3 separate regions of the Mus musculus genome follow, and regions 2 and 3 are each linked to region 1. The links are chromatin loops, found by intact Hi-C in ENCODE. Cell type or tissue: heart. All regions are shown on one strand. Each heading gives the region's core, and the rest is flanking DNA. Links, peaks and the distances in the headings are about the cores only. Region 1 holds the start of Cmtr2 (cap methyltransferase 2). Region 2 overlaps Vac14 (Vac14 homolog (S. cerevisiae)). Region 3 holds the start of Dhx38 (DEAH (Asp-Glu-Ala-His) box polypeptide 38).

Region 1 (6,440 bases), core at 2,138-4,637:
GTGCCTGTGCCACTCGTCCAGCTTCTTATCGCTCAGGAGGTTCTTCACTTCGTTCAGGGAGTTCTTCAAGTCTAGAAGAGCCCTGAACTCGAGGTGCCCACAGGAGAAGCTCTCCGTGGGAGCTGGTAACTGCCACTCATTATCGAGTGGCTTACGGTAGGAAAAGCTCTTGGCAAAGAGCTCAGACACGTCATTGAGGACGTCTGGGCTGAAGGTCTCCAAGCAAGCTGGCTGCCGAGCCGGAAGCTTTCTGCGCTTGCTCATTGTCAAACTGAGTTAAAAATCTGAGAAGACAAAACGGAAGGTTACAAGGGTCACCTTTATAGTGAGTGAAACAGCATTGCAGAAAATCTGATCACACTTCAACAAACCCAGTACAATGTGAAGGCCGATGTCAGCACACTGTTACAAAGCAAAGCAACACGGAATAAAGGGGAGAGGCCTAGACAGCCATCAGTCCTCAGCATAAATTCCAGCTCTGCTCCTTACAGTTTAATCAATGTCCTGGAAAATATGTTTTATTCTGGGGCTCAATGTTTTTCTTATTTTCAAATACTGGTCTTTCAAATGATTTTTTTAAAGAGGTGGCACCTAACAGTATTTAGCAGGGAGTGGCAGCTTTTGCCATAGCAACTCACCTGGCTCCTCCCCAAAGCTCTCTGTTCTCAGATTAGACACAACCCATGTACCGTAAACACATGAACATCCTTCCACTTCATCCTCAAACGTGACTGCAAATCAAACTCCTTTTGGCACTTATAATTAATTCCCTTTGTAACCCACCTTCCCGGCTGGAGGGTGTCTGATCATCTGAGACTGGTCTGGCCAAGCCTCTCTGTTGCCAGCAACTTAGCCAACTTACAAGGCTTGCTTTATACACTTTGATGACATTTCACTGAGACAGGTACCTTGGTGGTATCAATCATCCATGTAAGCCATCACCTACTATTCATAGCTAGAGTTTGGATCTGAAATACTGCCCCAAAACCCTCTAGAGAAAAGTTCGGTTCCCAGTTCATGATGCTACTTGGAGCAGGGGGACCCTTTAAGAGGTGGAGCCTAATGGAAGGAAGTTAGGTTACTGAGTAGCTATTAGGACCCCTGTCCTCCATGTCCTTTCCTGGCTGCCACCAGGTGAAAAGTCCTTTTTCTTTGTGCACTCTCCATCATGTACTGCCTCACCATAGGGCCAACGGCAATGAGCTAACTGACCACCAATTGAAACTTCTGAAACCATGAGCCAGAATAAGCCCTTCTCTTCCTACATTGCTTATTGTAGGGGTTTTGTTAGAGTGAAGTAGAGCTAATAAATAAATGTAGACAAAACAAAACCCCTAACAACAGCATCAACAACAAAACCCTTAACTGCCTAGGAAACTAGAAACATCTATCTTGGCAGAACAGAGGCTAAGGTAAAGAAAGATGGCACTGCTGGAGAGCTCTAAATTCCACCATGTGGAACGCTGAGTGTCATATGTCACCCGATGGTGAGGAGTGCTTAAGTTTTCAGTTCATGCTCTGCAATCATGTCATAGTCAATTCATCCAATAAATGGTTAGACATAAAACGTCAGACATAGAAAAACTGACAACTAAATCCCCATCCTACAGAAAGCAGACATTCAAGGTGAAAATCGTGAGTCAGGCGCGCTCCTTTGTACGCTGAGCAAGATGAACTCAAAGGAAATCTAAACTGAGAAATAAAGGTTAGCTATGACCATAATGACATCATGACATTGGTGCTTCCTGAGTCCTGTCCTCTTAGCAAACCTTCCCATCCCTTTTCATCCTGTATTTTATCCTGTGTTCATCTGGTGTACAGGTTGGTAAGCTCCTTAAAGCAGTGGGTACCTTTTTTAATCATCTTGTTTGTCACAACTACTTACGAGTCCCACGTGAGTAGAGATTTACTGTCACAAACAGCAACATCATTTAACAGTTAGAAACTGTATTTAGAAAAGCTCTTAGGGGGAGGCAAAAGCAGGGCATTTCTGCACGCACAAAAACTCTACGTAAGAGCAAACAGAAAATTTACTACAATGAGCTCATCTGTCTTGATCCACGCTGTGCTTACTGGGAACCGCAGCTACATTTAGACCTCCAATACATTCTATTTTGGGGGGAAAAAAAAAGTCTACTTTTAGTCATTAACTTCACATACTAATTAGTGGCTGTGGTTAAGCTGTGAAATCTTACCGAAATTAAGTGGATAATTGCCTTCACTTGCAAACAACTAAAAGGATTCAAACGCTCCAAGGTTCCTGACTGTACTTGAGCCTTGCTGCCAACTCATTCTTAATATTACCGCCCCCTTATCCATTCCACTCCAGCCACACAAGCCTGCTGTTCACTGAAGACCCAGGCCACACCACGTTGGAACACTTTGCTCAATACTAAGAGGCAAGCTCTACCTGGGCTTTACTCCCCCAAGTATCTATCTAGCTAATCCCCTCAGCTCCTCCTGGTATTTGCTGGAAGGCACTTTACTCTGTGAAGCCTATCCTAACACACTTATTTTGAAATTGCATCTCGGGCTCCCCATGGCCCTTACCTCACTTTCTCCCACGGCATTCATGTTTATCACTTATTTCTTTTCCCCTGTGTTCTGTTTGTGACTTGTCGTTCTCAACTTCCTCAAACCAGAATGTAAGCTCCGCACTTCTGCAGGACAGTTATCTTTTATTTTGCTCACTTACATGCCACCCCAAAAGGTTCCAACAGTGGCTGGTGGGCACTTAAGTACACTAACATTAACTGGATAAATGGACGAATATTACACTTAGCCCAAAAGACAAAGCTCTGAACAGAATAATGCATTTCAATTTCACCCTAGCATTTCAATGTACGACTTAAAAACAAAAAAAATTTCAATTAAATGCATAAAATTTTTTTTCAACTAAATGCATGCCGTTTCCAAAGTGCATGTGAGGCTGATGAGTATCAACTGTATTATTTTGCAGGCTCCAAGTGGAAGACAGGAAGCTTCCTGTCCAAAGCCACAAGGAAATGATTATAAAATTTGTAAGTCCAACACCAAAGCCTTTAAGTTCTCAACAGCTGTCAGGTCTAAGTGAGCATAGGGAGTGTTAGCAATGGTCCCGCCAACTTTTCCTAGGAAATAAAAACACTGGGGCATGTGCAGTGCTCACACTGGGTCCTGGGACAGCCACCTCTCAAACACTCATTTGAGCAGCCCCGCCCCTTGCCCGCAGCGAACCGTCCGGGAACTGTCACTCACCGAGAAGCCGGGTCCGCATTCCTTCAGCCCACGCCCACCAGAGCCCCTCGAGCAGGAGCAGAGTAGCACCGCACACGCGGTCCTCACTCTAACGAGCCACCTGCCACTTCCGCTCCCGGGAACAGCTTCCGGGGGTGGCGTCTCCTCTGCGTACTTGGCAACCGGGTCGCGGACAAAGAGGAGGGAGCGCCTGGAAGACCGCCCGGACCTGCGCACGCGCAACTGGAGCCAGATCCTCCTCCAGACCACGCCCCCACCGGCTGCGAGGCTCTGACAGCCACACTGCACAGGCGCCTTCCGGGAGGCCTATCGTCACGCGCATCGACGTCACTCGGGAGGGTGGCAACTCCTGGAGCTGAGCTCTGGTGCGGAGAAACTTGTCCGTCTCAGCGGGTCGCCATGGCAACGGAACTGGGCTTTGGTACCCGAAGGTTTACCCTGGATAGATAGATGCTAGTTCCTAGGAGAGACTGCATTAAAATTGAAGCTCAATGGATAACTTGAGTGCAAAACCAAATTAAAGAAACGGAAGTATCATCACTTGGTGTGTTTACATATTAATAAACCAAGGAAAAAGAAAACCACCCGGTGTAGTGCCACAAGCCTTTGATCCCAGCTCTCATGAGCCAGAGGGAAACAGATCTCTGAGTTCTAAGTCACTCTGGTCTACATAGAGAGTTCCATGTCAGCCAGGGATACCAGAGGATGGACTCTCAGGCCTGGGACTCTCTAGTTAGGTTAGACTGTCCAGCTAGTCACTGGTATCCACCTGTCTCCACCTCCCCAGCTGTGGGGTAGCCACAGCTGCTGTGCGTTTATAAGTGTAACAGCCATCCTTTTTAGAGGAAAGCGCTTCACAGCACTTCCCTCATCCTCTCGCTCTCCCACTCTTTTCACCCACTCTTCTGCACTCCCCTTCCCTGAGCAGGTGTTATGTAGATGGCCTGTCTATGGCTGAGCTGTCAGTCACTTCTCAGAACTTTGACAGAGATGAGGGAAGAGCACCGTATTCAGAAGGCAGTTTGGCAACTTGACCATTTAGAGAAAAAAAAAAAAATCAGTGGACTCTCCCTTAGAGCCCACGATTTGTTAGTTATGGGTTTGGGCCATAACTAATACAAGGCATGAATTCCTCTTGTGGAGCAGGCAAATACCTACTGAATATTTTAGAAAAGCTCCCTTAAGTTCCTTCCTAGTCTTCCACCCTCAAGAAGCAGCTATCACTGTATTTCCCATCACCCTAATTTAGATGATCTGGTCTAGAATTTCACATAATTCAATCATTACACTTTGACTCTTCTCAGCCTCTCCCTGTTCAATTTATTATTTAAAATGTTTTCATCTGTATTGTCTTGTGTCTTTAAAATTTATATTGCAAGGGGTTTGTCATTCTGTGGGTTGACTTTAATCAGTTCTTCTACTGAAGGCTGACTGTTTAGTTTCTAGACTGGTGATATTACGAATGGACCTGTTTGGGGACTTTCTAATATGTTGTTGTAAGCATATGTTTTCATTATTCTTGTGTGACTTAGATGTGGAGGAACTGAGTCATCCAGCAGGCATAGCGACCAAGAGGAGAGAATAATCGCAGCTGCTGTGTGTGTAACTTCTTAAATCTTCCCCAGAGTTCTGAGTGTGTGTAACTTCTTAAGACTTCCCCAGATTTCTGAAGTGTTCCACCGTTTTGTAGTCCTACCCATAATGCAACTTTTTGGCATTGTCTTTTCATTTTAGCCGTTGGAGAGACTCTGTTGCTTTCTAAATGGGATTCTTTGAGACTTTCATACATATGTACAATATGTTTTGATCACCCTCCTCCTCTTCCAACTCCCCCCTCCCCATTTCATACAATGTTCTTTACTTTCTTTTTTTTGTAGCTCACTGATTCCAATTAGAGCAGATAGTATGTGCATAGGACCATCCACTAGAGCATGGGTGACCTACAAGGTGCCACCTTCCTGATAATAAATATTAGTTTAAAATGTCAATATATGAATGCTGTTCTTTTGTGGAACCCAGGAGTATGTGAGGAATTTGTAATCTGTTAGATGAAATTACCGTGTTTATAAATACTGTCATGAACACTCCAAACAGCAAAGGATGTAGGGAGTCTTCCCTGGGTAAAATGGTCACTACACAAACGGTGACCATAAAACCTTTGCTGAAGAACTGTGGGGCTTTTGCACTGTTAGTTCTCTTAATTACATGACATAAATACACTTACCGTTTCCGTTTTAGGAACAGAATGCAGGCTGAGAACAATCTGACAATTCGCTGAAAGTTATGTCATCACCAGGCAGCAGAGTCAGGGTGTGAACTTGAGTCTGCCTGAATCCAAATTGCTGCCAGCTGTGCCAAGCCATCTCCATCATTCCCATTCAGACTCAGAAAGGTGTATCGGCAGCGGCAATAGTTGTTAAAGGAAGATGAATGGCATGCGTGTTAGAAAAGCAAGAGAGTGGGCTGTTGAAAAGGTTTTAGGAAAGACAAAGTGATCCAGATGTGTGAAGCGGATACATGACGCCTGCCTCTCACTACACTGCCTGCCTCTGACTTACTGCAGCATCTGCCTTTGACTGCACTGCCTGCCTCTGGAGCCCTTGCCCCTAACTGGACTGCCTTGTCTAGCCTCAATAGAAGAGACACGCCTAGTCCTACTGCAGTTTGCTATACCAAGGCTGATTGCTATCCATGGGAGGCCTCCTCTTTTCGGAGGAGAGAGGGAGAAGGGGTGGATGGAGGGAGGGGAGAAGGAGGGACTGAGAGGAGAGAAGGGAGGGGAAGCTTCAATCCAGATGTAAAGTAAATAAATAATTAATTTTTTTTTTTAAAAAGAAAAGTAACACACAAAAGGAAATTAGAGTAAAACTAATAACCAACTTGGCTCCTGTAACGTTGGGTAGAATGTCTACAATGTAATATTCAGTGCAAATAGGATCTTGAAGCTGTTTGCATACTGTTTAGAAACAAATATTACAAAAAAGTTAATTTTAAGCATAAATATAAAAATTGCACACATCGATCATAAGAGCAATTTTTGTCTATTTTATTACCATATCATATAGTTAAACTTCACTCTACATTTTAACATATATTAGGACTAAAACTCAGTATGAACTGTCTTCTTAAAAAATATTTCAGCCAGGTATGGTGGCACACGCCTTTAATCCCAGCACTCGGGAGGCAGAGGCAGAAGGATTTCT
Region 2 (2,500 bases), core at 1-2,500, 400 kb before region 1:
GGCTTTAGTGCTCAACACCAACACTCCATGTGGCCTCTTAACTAAGAACAGGCGTCTTGGAGGGGTTCGCTCAACTAAGAACAGGGCAAGCATGTTCACTTTTGCAGCACACGAGCTGTCACACGCCACACGCAACAGTCAATGCTCTAACTTTTCTTTGATGGGGTATCTGTGGGGACCGATTAATAGGCTACTTGACCAAGGGTTAGTCTGATGAAGAATATATGCAAATATCGAATATTCTATGCACAGAACAGAAGGTCTTTGAAGTTAGCACTTGCCAAGCTTTAACATGTACAACAGTCATGCAGGAATCTTGTTCGAGGGCCAATTCTAACTCACACAAGGATGAAGCCAGCGTCTCTCTTCAGTAGCTGTCTGCAGGCCACTTTTGAGAAGCAAGTTCCTTAGGCTACAATGTTACTCTCCTATCAAAACTGCAAAACTATTGTTCCTGTGTACAAGTGTCAAATGCCACTAGGCACTCACTGTGTTAAGAGAAGAGGATAAATCAAATGTTTTTTCTCTTAAGGAGGCCATAGTCCCTTACCACCCTAGGAATTTTCTCTGAATTTTACAAATCAAGGGCAATGTCTAATACAAAACAAACTGGGTTAACAACTAAGCCCCTACACGACCACCTGCAGAGAAGTCTTCCACAGACTGACCGGAAGCAGCTATGCTGTGAACACCTCTGTTCAAGGACCTAACAGATGACTCAAGCCAGGATAAAAGCAGATACTTCTGTGACGCTGAGTGGGTGGCAAAAAACTGGTGTCAGTGTGCCACTGTCTGAATCTTAACCGTTTCTCAAAGGCCCGTGTATGCACGGTGTAGGTAGCCCTCTGTCTGGTTCATTCGGAGTTGACAGAGTTTGAGAGTTAGGCTTATTGAGAGCTCCTTTTGGTGTGTGCCCTTGAAGGGCTTCATCATGCCCAAAAGCTACAGGTCCAACTGACCACATACTACCCTGTCCATTTAAATCTCGAGTGTTTGATACAGCAATGAAAACCTAATATACACTGCAACTTCACAAAACCAACAGAACTCACGGACACACAATCATACCTAGACACTATCTTTGGGTCACACTATTCGGCATGACAACAGAACTGTGCTAAGCACTGCAATGCAAGGCAGTAAACAGAAAAGAGGGGAAAAAAAGGCGGCGGCTGAGGAAAGAAACCGCTAGCGTGAGTACTGCAAACAAATGGAAGGGTCTTCTTACCTAAGCCCAAAGCCATTAGTCTAGGGCAAAGCAATTGTTCTCAACTAGTGTGATTTTGATTCTTTAAGGGACATTTGGCAAAGTCTGATGACAATTTGGGTTGTCACAACTGATGGAGTACTACTGGCATCTAGTGGGTAAAGGGCAGAGGTACTACTAAAAAAAAAAAAAAAAATCACACAAGCTACAGAACTGCCCATCACAACCAAGTATTGTGCTTCCCAAATATCAACAGCACCGAGGTTAAAAAACTTTGAGTAAAGAGTCTATCCTAGTCAATGAGTGAGCACCACTCCATAGCTTAGGGCTGGCCATGTGACCATTGTACAATGACTGAAATGTTCTCTAGTCTGCACTGTGCAGCTGTAGTGGTTGGCTCCTGAACACCCAGATTATGGGTAGTGAAACTGACGTGCTGAATTTACAATTTGTACTGATTCATTACTTTGTTGTTGTTGTTGAGACTGGATCTAGCCCCGTGACCAATGCTAATCTCAAACGAGTACAGTATTTCTGCCCGAGCCTTCCAAGTGCCAAATCTCAAGCCTGTGTCACTACTCTGGTTAACTTAAATTTACATAGACACATATGGTCCGCTGTTACCAAGTTGGATGTCTTAACTCCTAATGTTTTTCTAGTTTTACAGGCTGCTGCTTTCTACTCTTCTGAAACCACCTACTCAACTGACTGTTACTAAGATTTGGCTGGGGGAAAAACACGTGCTCTCTCACATACTCAGCAAAACATTACCGAATTAAACATTCCCTATTTCGAACACCTGGAAACACCAGTGCACTATTACACACACGTATACTATTGCAGAAGCGGGGAAGGGCAAATCTTCCCATTTTCACTTGCAAGGGAGGGTGGCCTGACAATCTTCTGAGCATTGGATCACGTGCTTTGACCTATTTCTACACTTGGCCACTTCAGAAGCTGCAAAGAGAAGGCGGGACACCATAAGCAAATTCTCCACCTCCTCAGAGAGGCCACTCTCCGATCTAGCTGGCTTTTGACTGAGGCCACACTGAATGTGTCAGGTACTGCGCTAGGTTCTGCACATACCTTAAGTCAATTCATTTTCACTGCTATCTGGGAGCACCAGGAGGTTAAGACTAGCAAAGATAGGGCTCTTGGATTTCCCGCTCTAAAGCAATGTGCTAAGAGCTGAAACCGGAGAGGTCAATACCGAACCCTCGCCGCGGGCAAGCAGAACCGCTAGGCGCTGCAAAGCCAGGGCGGGGTCCCAGGAGCTCTTACTTCTCGATCTCC
Region 3 (6,440 bases), core at 1,648-4,147, 650 kb after region 1:
ATAAATAAATCTTTAAAAAAGCCACATCAGAGTAGGAAGACAAAGCAAAGCTTTAACTTCAGAGTGCTGCTCCCACCCAAGAGGCCTGGGGGAGCCACGGGTAGCTGAGTAGGGAGGCAAGCATCTGCACAAAGGAGGCCCGCCTGCAGCTGAAGGATGCGGCTGTGCCTCAGAGCACTGCCAGACTGCAGAAAGAACCACAGCTTATGGCAAGTGCTGAAGCAGACAAACTTGACCTCAGCAGTCTGGAGTAGGAGGGAGAGTGGCTGGAAGGTGGGGTGGCAGAGGTGGGGACATGATTCACCCTTTCTGCGCTTTGCATTGTTTTAATATAACGTTTACTGAACTTCCCATATCCCTACACAAAAGACTTTGAGATTCCATACTACTTCATTTGTGGACCATACTTCATGGGTCCTTCATTGACGAATGTTTGTATATTCTCGAGTCCTGACTTAAGGGGACTTCCTAGATACACTTAATCACATGGCAAACAGACCAACTAAGAGTGTGTGAAAGTCATAATTAAATAAATGACTCAGAGGAGACTGAGGTAGAGGGGCCTCATCTGACCTTCTCTCTGTCTTCCTTTGGTGCTGGGCTTCTCACTCTATAGACTAGTTCATTCTGTTACTCTTCTAGCTGTGAGACAAAGGCTAGAACTCATGCTACAAAATTGCTAGTCTAGCTCCTAATTTTTGGCAAGTCATTTCCTAATTGAAAAATCCCATGACTGACAAGTCACTATTGACAGTACCCACAGAAGATGCAACTGGGATATTAGTTACTCTGCATTTAATTTCAAGGCTTGTTAATGCTATGAAATGTGATTTGCCTTTCTCCCCTTCATCAAAAATTATATTTCGTGGTCTGGATTAGGGCTGGGAGGATAGCTCAGTTAGTAAAGTGCTTGCCTGGGAAGGGTGAGGACCCAGTTCGATCCCCGGAAGCCATCTAAAAAGAAGCCTGGCCTGCGAGAGTAGCTCACGAACTCAGTGCACTCAGCCAGATCCTTGGGATTTGGTGGCCAGTCAGCCTAGCCAGTTCACCAAGTTGCAGGGCAGCCTGAGACCTTGTTGTCAACAATACAAAACAAAACAAACCCAAACCCAAACACCTAAGGTTGCCTTTGGTGTACAAACATGCACTGACAGGTGTATATACATGAGTATATACTCATGCACATACACAACAATGCACACATAAGATATGAATAAAATTTACACAAGAAATGAAATTGTTCCACCTATAAGCCACAGTTTATTTTAATAGTTTTATGTGCATGTCTTCCTGCCTATATGTCAAATTCCCTGGGACTGGAGTTAAAGATAGATGTGAGGTGCCACGTGGGTGCTGGGAGCTGAATCCCTGGTCATGTGGAAGAGCAGTCAGTGGTCTCAACCTCTGAGCCATCTCTCCAGCCTGTAGGTCACCCTTTAAATAGGGAAGCTGACTTCCAGGAGGGGTTTCATCAACTGTGAGTGTAGAACAAATTACTGATGAAAGAGAAACACAAAGAGAATTTGGACCCGTCTCGCCGTTAGAATTCACGTAAGCAAATCCCGTACTAGTAATAAAAAGAGGAAGGGGGAGTGTGGCGTGTCACCAGAGAGGGTCGGTGTGCTACAGGCCAGATGTTGGAAGGAGGGGGAAAGCGACACCACATCCAAGACAGTGTTCGCATGAGGGATGCAAATGGAGAATCATAAAAATTATGAACACTAAACACATTTGGAAAGCCAAGTTTTGCACGTAGACAAAGGATAGCAAGTTAAAAGGCAGATTTAAGAAATGCATTGAGTCTACAAACACCAAGTGAGACGGTAACACTCAGAATGGAGAGAGAGCGGAGGCATGCCTACTTCGTTGGAATTTGGATGCAAAAGCTCTTTGGAAAGAAAACTGGCCTCCTCTTTACACAACAGCTCTACTTTTGAGAATATGAACATAGACACAAAGACCTATGTTCATGTCTGTCAACAGGGCACTGATAGTAGTAGTCTTGCGAACTATCTTATACAGCTACTAAGAAAAGATTCGGAAGCAGTATGTAAAGTCTGATTCTTCTTTTTTGTAGAAACTTAACGTGTAATGCTTTCATAGGATAATGGAAATAAGCATCCTAAGATATAACCAAAGGACATATCTGAACATGAACTTATTTTCCAAGGATCTCGCTTAGTACCCCAGAGTGGCCTCAAACTTGTGGCAATCTTTATGCCTAAACCTCACAACTGCTGGGATTACAGCGGTATGTCACTTTAATCTACGTCAGGGCTGACGTCTACAAAACACCCAACGCATGTTTTTGATAAGAACCTGGTGGTTGGGTTCCCCCTGGTTCACAGGTGCCATGGAGGACACTTCGGTCTACATGTCAGCAACCCGGGCTCCTCCACCGGTTAGCTAGGGCACAACTGCCTCTTTCCTCACTGCCATCCTGGGAAAGACCCCAACTAACCTGGGCTGTATCCTTAGAAACGCTTCCTCCGACAGGAAAAAAAAAAAAAAAAAAAAAAAAAAATCCTCCCAAACGGAAGTGAGAAACACGGACGCAGAAAACGAACGTGCCACCGCGCGCCCCAGTCAATAGTCCGGTAATCCGACAAGATTATTTTAGTTCCTTTCCACTTTGCACTGGCCGCCAGCGACAGGAAGTGACGTCATTTCCGCCCTTAGTAAACATGGCCGGTCTCGTGTTGTCCTCCCTTGCACACCCCCGAGCCAGAGGCGGGGTGTTGACTCTTACGCCAAGCGCGATTGGTCGCAAGGAGACTCTGAACCCAGAGGAAGAGACTGAGGCTCGGAAGGCCTGTTCGCGGGGTTGCACTCTGGCGTCCCGGAACCCTGGATTTGTGGGCTGCTCTCGATGGTCTTTTTGGACGGATAGAAGGCTCCGCGCAGGGCATTATGGGACGATGATGGCCGCTTTCAAACAGCGGAATTTGCCTCTTTGAGACCCTCGGATCGAGCGGTGGCCGCGCTGGCGTCTCCAGATCAGGAACCGAAGGCCTCGAGAGTCGTGCTTGGTGAGGTGAGCGTCTCTTTCTCTTTCCAGATCTGTCCTTCGGCAGCCATGGCGGCTCCAGGCGGCCGGTGTCGGCTCGCGGCTTCTGTTTGGGCCCTGATTTCAGAGTTCCTCTAGTCCTTGTTACCCAAGTTTCTCTATTTGCTTGAGCGGAGAAGTTCATTCAGCCTTCTCCGGACTTTGTCCATGTTCTGGTCTCATCCCGGTGTTTGGGAACGGCCCCACGGAGATTCAGGGGTCCTCCCTGTGCCCTCGTTTAGGGCAGTACGCGAACCTGGTACCCGATAGTTGGAGAGCCTGGGTAGGGCTTCTGGTGCCTTCCTCCTGTCTCACTGAAGAGTCTCCACTAGATCTGGCGGATAATCTATAAGTAGAGTATTAACCCTAAGAGGAAAGGGCTCTTGTTTTTCCTTTATCGGTATTGTTGAGAATAGCAAGTGGATTAACGACGCATGCAGTAAGCAGTTGCTAACCTGAGAAGTCCATTGTGGCTTCTTTGTCACCGATGTTTCTCCATAGTCTGGCCGTGGACCGCTTTATTTGCTATTTTGAGCCGCTAATTAAGTCCTTCCTTGTCCTGTGTTGTGAATAATTTCCTGTCCAGAGAAATGTCTGACTTCCTGTTCGCTTTCAATAAATGATATCTAATCAGGTTTTTACTTTGCCATTTGTTAACAAGACAGACAGTAGTCTCTGCTTGCATGCAAATGACACTTTAGGATGTAAGTCGTTGTATCTCAGCCTTCCTGTCAAGATTTCTTAATATGCATATAAGATGCGACTTTGTTTCTCTCTTCTACCTCGGGAAACTTTTGCTTCTTCATCCACATTGTGTTGCAGCGCCCCTTGGGAGAGCTGTGCATGTTAATTAGAACACAGCAAAAGAAGTCTAGATTCAAAAGTCACAGTTCTCATGCTTTATAAACTTAATCGGAATGAGAATAATTAACTACATGTCCAACATAGGTCCAAGCTTATAATCGGGTGGTGTTAGATAAAGATGAATTTGACATCAGCCAAACACCTGGGAGGTCTTACAGTCTCTGAAACACGTTCCAGACATGCTCTTTCCTAACATTTCTTGGAAGTAATTTTGGCGAACACAGTTTGTTATTCAAGAGATTTTTTTTTTTTTTTTTTTTGCCTGCTATGGGATGCTTTTTTTCTCTTTTCCCACAAACCACTACTGATCCACAACAAAAGTCAGCAAGTGTGTAGAATATGGATGGTGAAATCGTGTGCTAGCTAACTTCTCTGCTCTGTGGAACTTGTGACTTAAAGGGAATGGGATGGGTGGGTGGGAGAATGCATATCAAAAACCAGGAAGGGAAGTCAGGGTACAGGAGCATAATACCAAGTATGCAACCGTCACATCAGTGTACCAACAATTGATTCTCACAGTGGTTCTGTGGATTGTGGAAAGCAGAAGTGATTGTGGTTTCACACATAGAGAACTAATGACTAACCAAGACAACTGCTTACTGTCCCAAAAAAACCAGAAAATGCCAAGAGCCTGGAGTGAGTTAGTTACTTAGTTTATTTCTTCCTTCCTTTCTTCCTTTCTTCCTTCCTTCCTTCCTTCCTTCCTTCCTTTCTCTCTCTCTCTCTCTCTCTCTCTCTCTCTCTCTCTCTCTTTCTTTCTTTCTTTCTTTCTTTCTTTCTTTCTTTCTTTCTTGTCTCACTAGAGAAGTGGGATGTGCTGCTACAGTTCATATGAAAAAGGCAAGCATGCCTGGCTTGTGTTCAGAGGCAGGGAGCTAATGGGGACTCCTAGAGGTGATTATTTTGGCCCATAAGTGGGAGGAAGTGTGTTCTGTAGAAGAGTGAGATAATGGGCAGAGGGACAAACTGGGAGGGAGAGAGCAAGAGAAGGAGAGAGAAAGAATATAAATGAGTGAATCCTTCACTAAATATCCTAGCTAGTGTGAAACTATGTAGCCCAGACTAGCTTCCCACTTGCCCCCCTCTGGAGCCTCTACCTCCCGTGCTGAGATTACAGGTGCATATCATGCCCAGCTCAATCGCCTGGGTTTTAATCAGGGTTTCTGACTTAAGTCCAGTTCCCCTATACTTCTCTTTATAAAAATCATTCTAGTCTGGTAAGAAGCCCTTAGTGAGGTTGATTCTTGTCTAGATGACACCTTCTCGATCCTAGTGTGTGGTCCATGTCCATGTGTCTCTGTGCCTTTTGGATGTGTTGGGGTGTGGTCCGTGTCCATGTGTCTCTGTGCCTTTTGGATGTGTTGGAGTGGGAACTGGTCAGCTTTTAGAGACTGATAGTGATTTGGTGAGGAAGTCCTCACAAGTAGCAGGAGGGGCTGGAGAGGTGGCTCCGGTGGTGGGTGCTTTCTTACAAGTGTAAGGTCCTGATTTTAGATCCCCAGAACCCATGGAGAGTCATGAGTAGAGGCACATCTGTGCTAAGAGTCAGAGGCAGATCCCAAGGAGCTTCTTGGCCAAATTAGTTCCCAGTTCAGTGAAGACCCTATCTTCAAAAGTAAATAAGGGAGCAACTGAGAAAAGTACCTGATGTTGGCCTCTGGCTTTATGTGCACCTGCATGACAACACACATATATACACACTAGCTAGCAGAAGATGTTCTGGGCTCAGTGTAGGGAGGTAGGGATAGCCACTTAAATGCACTCGTTATTCTGGGATACAGTAGACCGGAGTTTTCTTATGTCCAGTTCTAACGGTCTGCCTTCCTTTCAGAGAAATAAGAGCCTGTGATGGAGGACCCTGGTGAGGATACCTCCATCCATCGCTTGGAAGGCACCAGTTTGGACTCTCAGGTTGGTGGTCTTATTTGCAAGACCAAAAGTGCAGCCAATGAGCAGCATGTCTTCAAAGCCCCTGCTCCCCGCCCTTCACTGCTGGGGCTGGACTTACTGGCGTCCCTGAAACGGAGGGAGCGAGAGGAGAAGGATGATGGGGAGGACAAGAAAAAGTCCAGAGTCTCTTCTTACAAAGACTGGGAGGAGAGTAAGGATGACCAGAAGGATGCCGAGGAGGAGAGCGAGGACCAGGCTGGCCGAAGTAGCCGGAGAGACAGGTAAGGAGAGAGGGTAAAAAGTGGTGGTCAGAAAATATTCGCCCAGGTTCACCTCAGCTCCTGTCGGACACCTAAGAGCTTTACGGTTTTATTGTGATTCCATGATACTGGTGGCAGGTAGGAGCTGGTAAGGATTTGCGGGGAAGGCTGCTAAGAAGTGGACGTAAGTGCTTGGGTTCTAGCCCTGTCCAGGCCTTCAGCACCAGGGAGATGCAGTGGAGAGGACATACTGCTTGTTGGCATGGTCGGAGGTAGAGGGAAATGTTTTCTGCCATGGAGACCCCTTTCTTCACTCTCCCTGTTTCAGGCATTACCGATCTGCTCGGGTAGAGACTCCGTCCCACCCCGGGGGTGTGAGT

Evidence for each region. Peaks named below come from ENCODE experiments on the same cell type or tissue, not always from the same donor. Only the 100,000 strongest peaks of a DNase experiment are listed, where the experiment ranks them.
Region 2: a loop joins it to region 1, with 6 times the contacts of the local background. A loop is called at or near these places in 8 of 42 quality-filtered maps.
Region 3: a loop joins it to region 1, with 8 times the contacts of the local background. A loop is called at or near these places in 3 of 42 quality-filtered maps.

The regions. Positions count from the first base shown.
Region 1 is chr8:110,214,884-110,221,323 of GRCm38, reverse strand. Cmtr2 (cap methyltransferase 2) reads right to left here and starts at 3,364. Exons shown (of 2, transcript NM_146215.4): 1 at 3,238-3,364; 2 at 1-284. The coding sequence starts at 264. In heart, for the core only: no CTCF peak of the experiment used is centred there; DNase peaks (open chromatin) are centred at 3,443 and 3,983; H3K4me3 peaks cover 1,640 bases; H3K27ac peaks cover 1,021 bases.
Region 2 is chr8:110,618,982-110,621,481 of GRCm38, reverse strand. Vac14 (Vac14 homolog (S. cerevisiae)) reads right to left here. Exons shown (of 19, transcript NM_146216.3): 1 at 2,489-2,500. Among named protein-coding and RNA genes, the nearest start is that of Vac14, 1.7 kb to the right of the region's middle. In heart, for the core only: a CTCF peak has its summit at 1,385; no DNase peak of the experiment used is centred there; H3K4me3 peaks cover 978 bases; H3K27ac peaks cover 503 bases.
Region 3 is chr8:109,562,085-109,568,524 of GRCm38, reverse strand. It overlaps Dhx38 (DEAH (Asp-Glu-Ala-His) box polypeptide 38), which reads left to right and starts at 2,664. Exons shown (of 27, transcript NM_178380.2): 1 at 2,664-3,034; 2 at 5,742-6,081; 3 at 6,389-6,440. The coding sequence starts at 5,759. It overlaps Txnl4b (thioredoxin-like 4B), which reads right to left and starts at 2,633. Exons shown (of 4, transcript NM_175646.4): 1 at 2,462-2,633. In heart, for the core only: no CTCF peak of the experiment used is centred there; a DNase peak (open chromatin) is centred at 2,744; H3K4me3 peaks cover 2,491 bases; H3K27ac peaks cover 1,795 bases.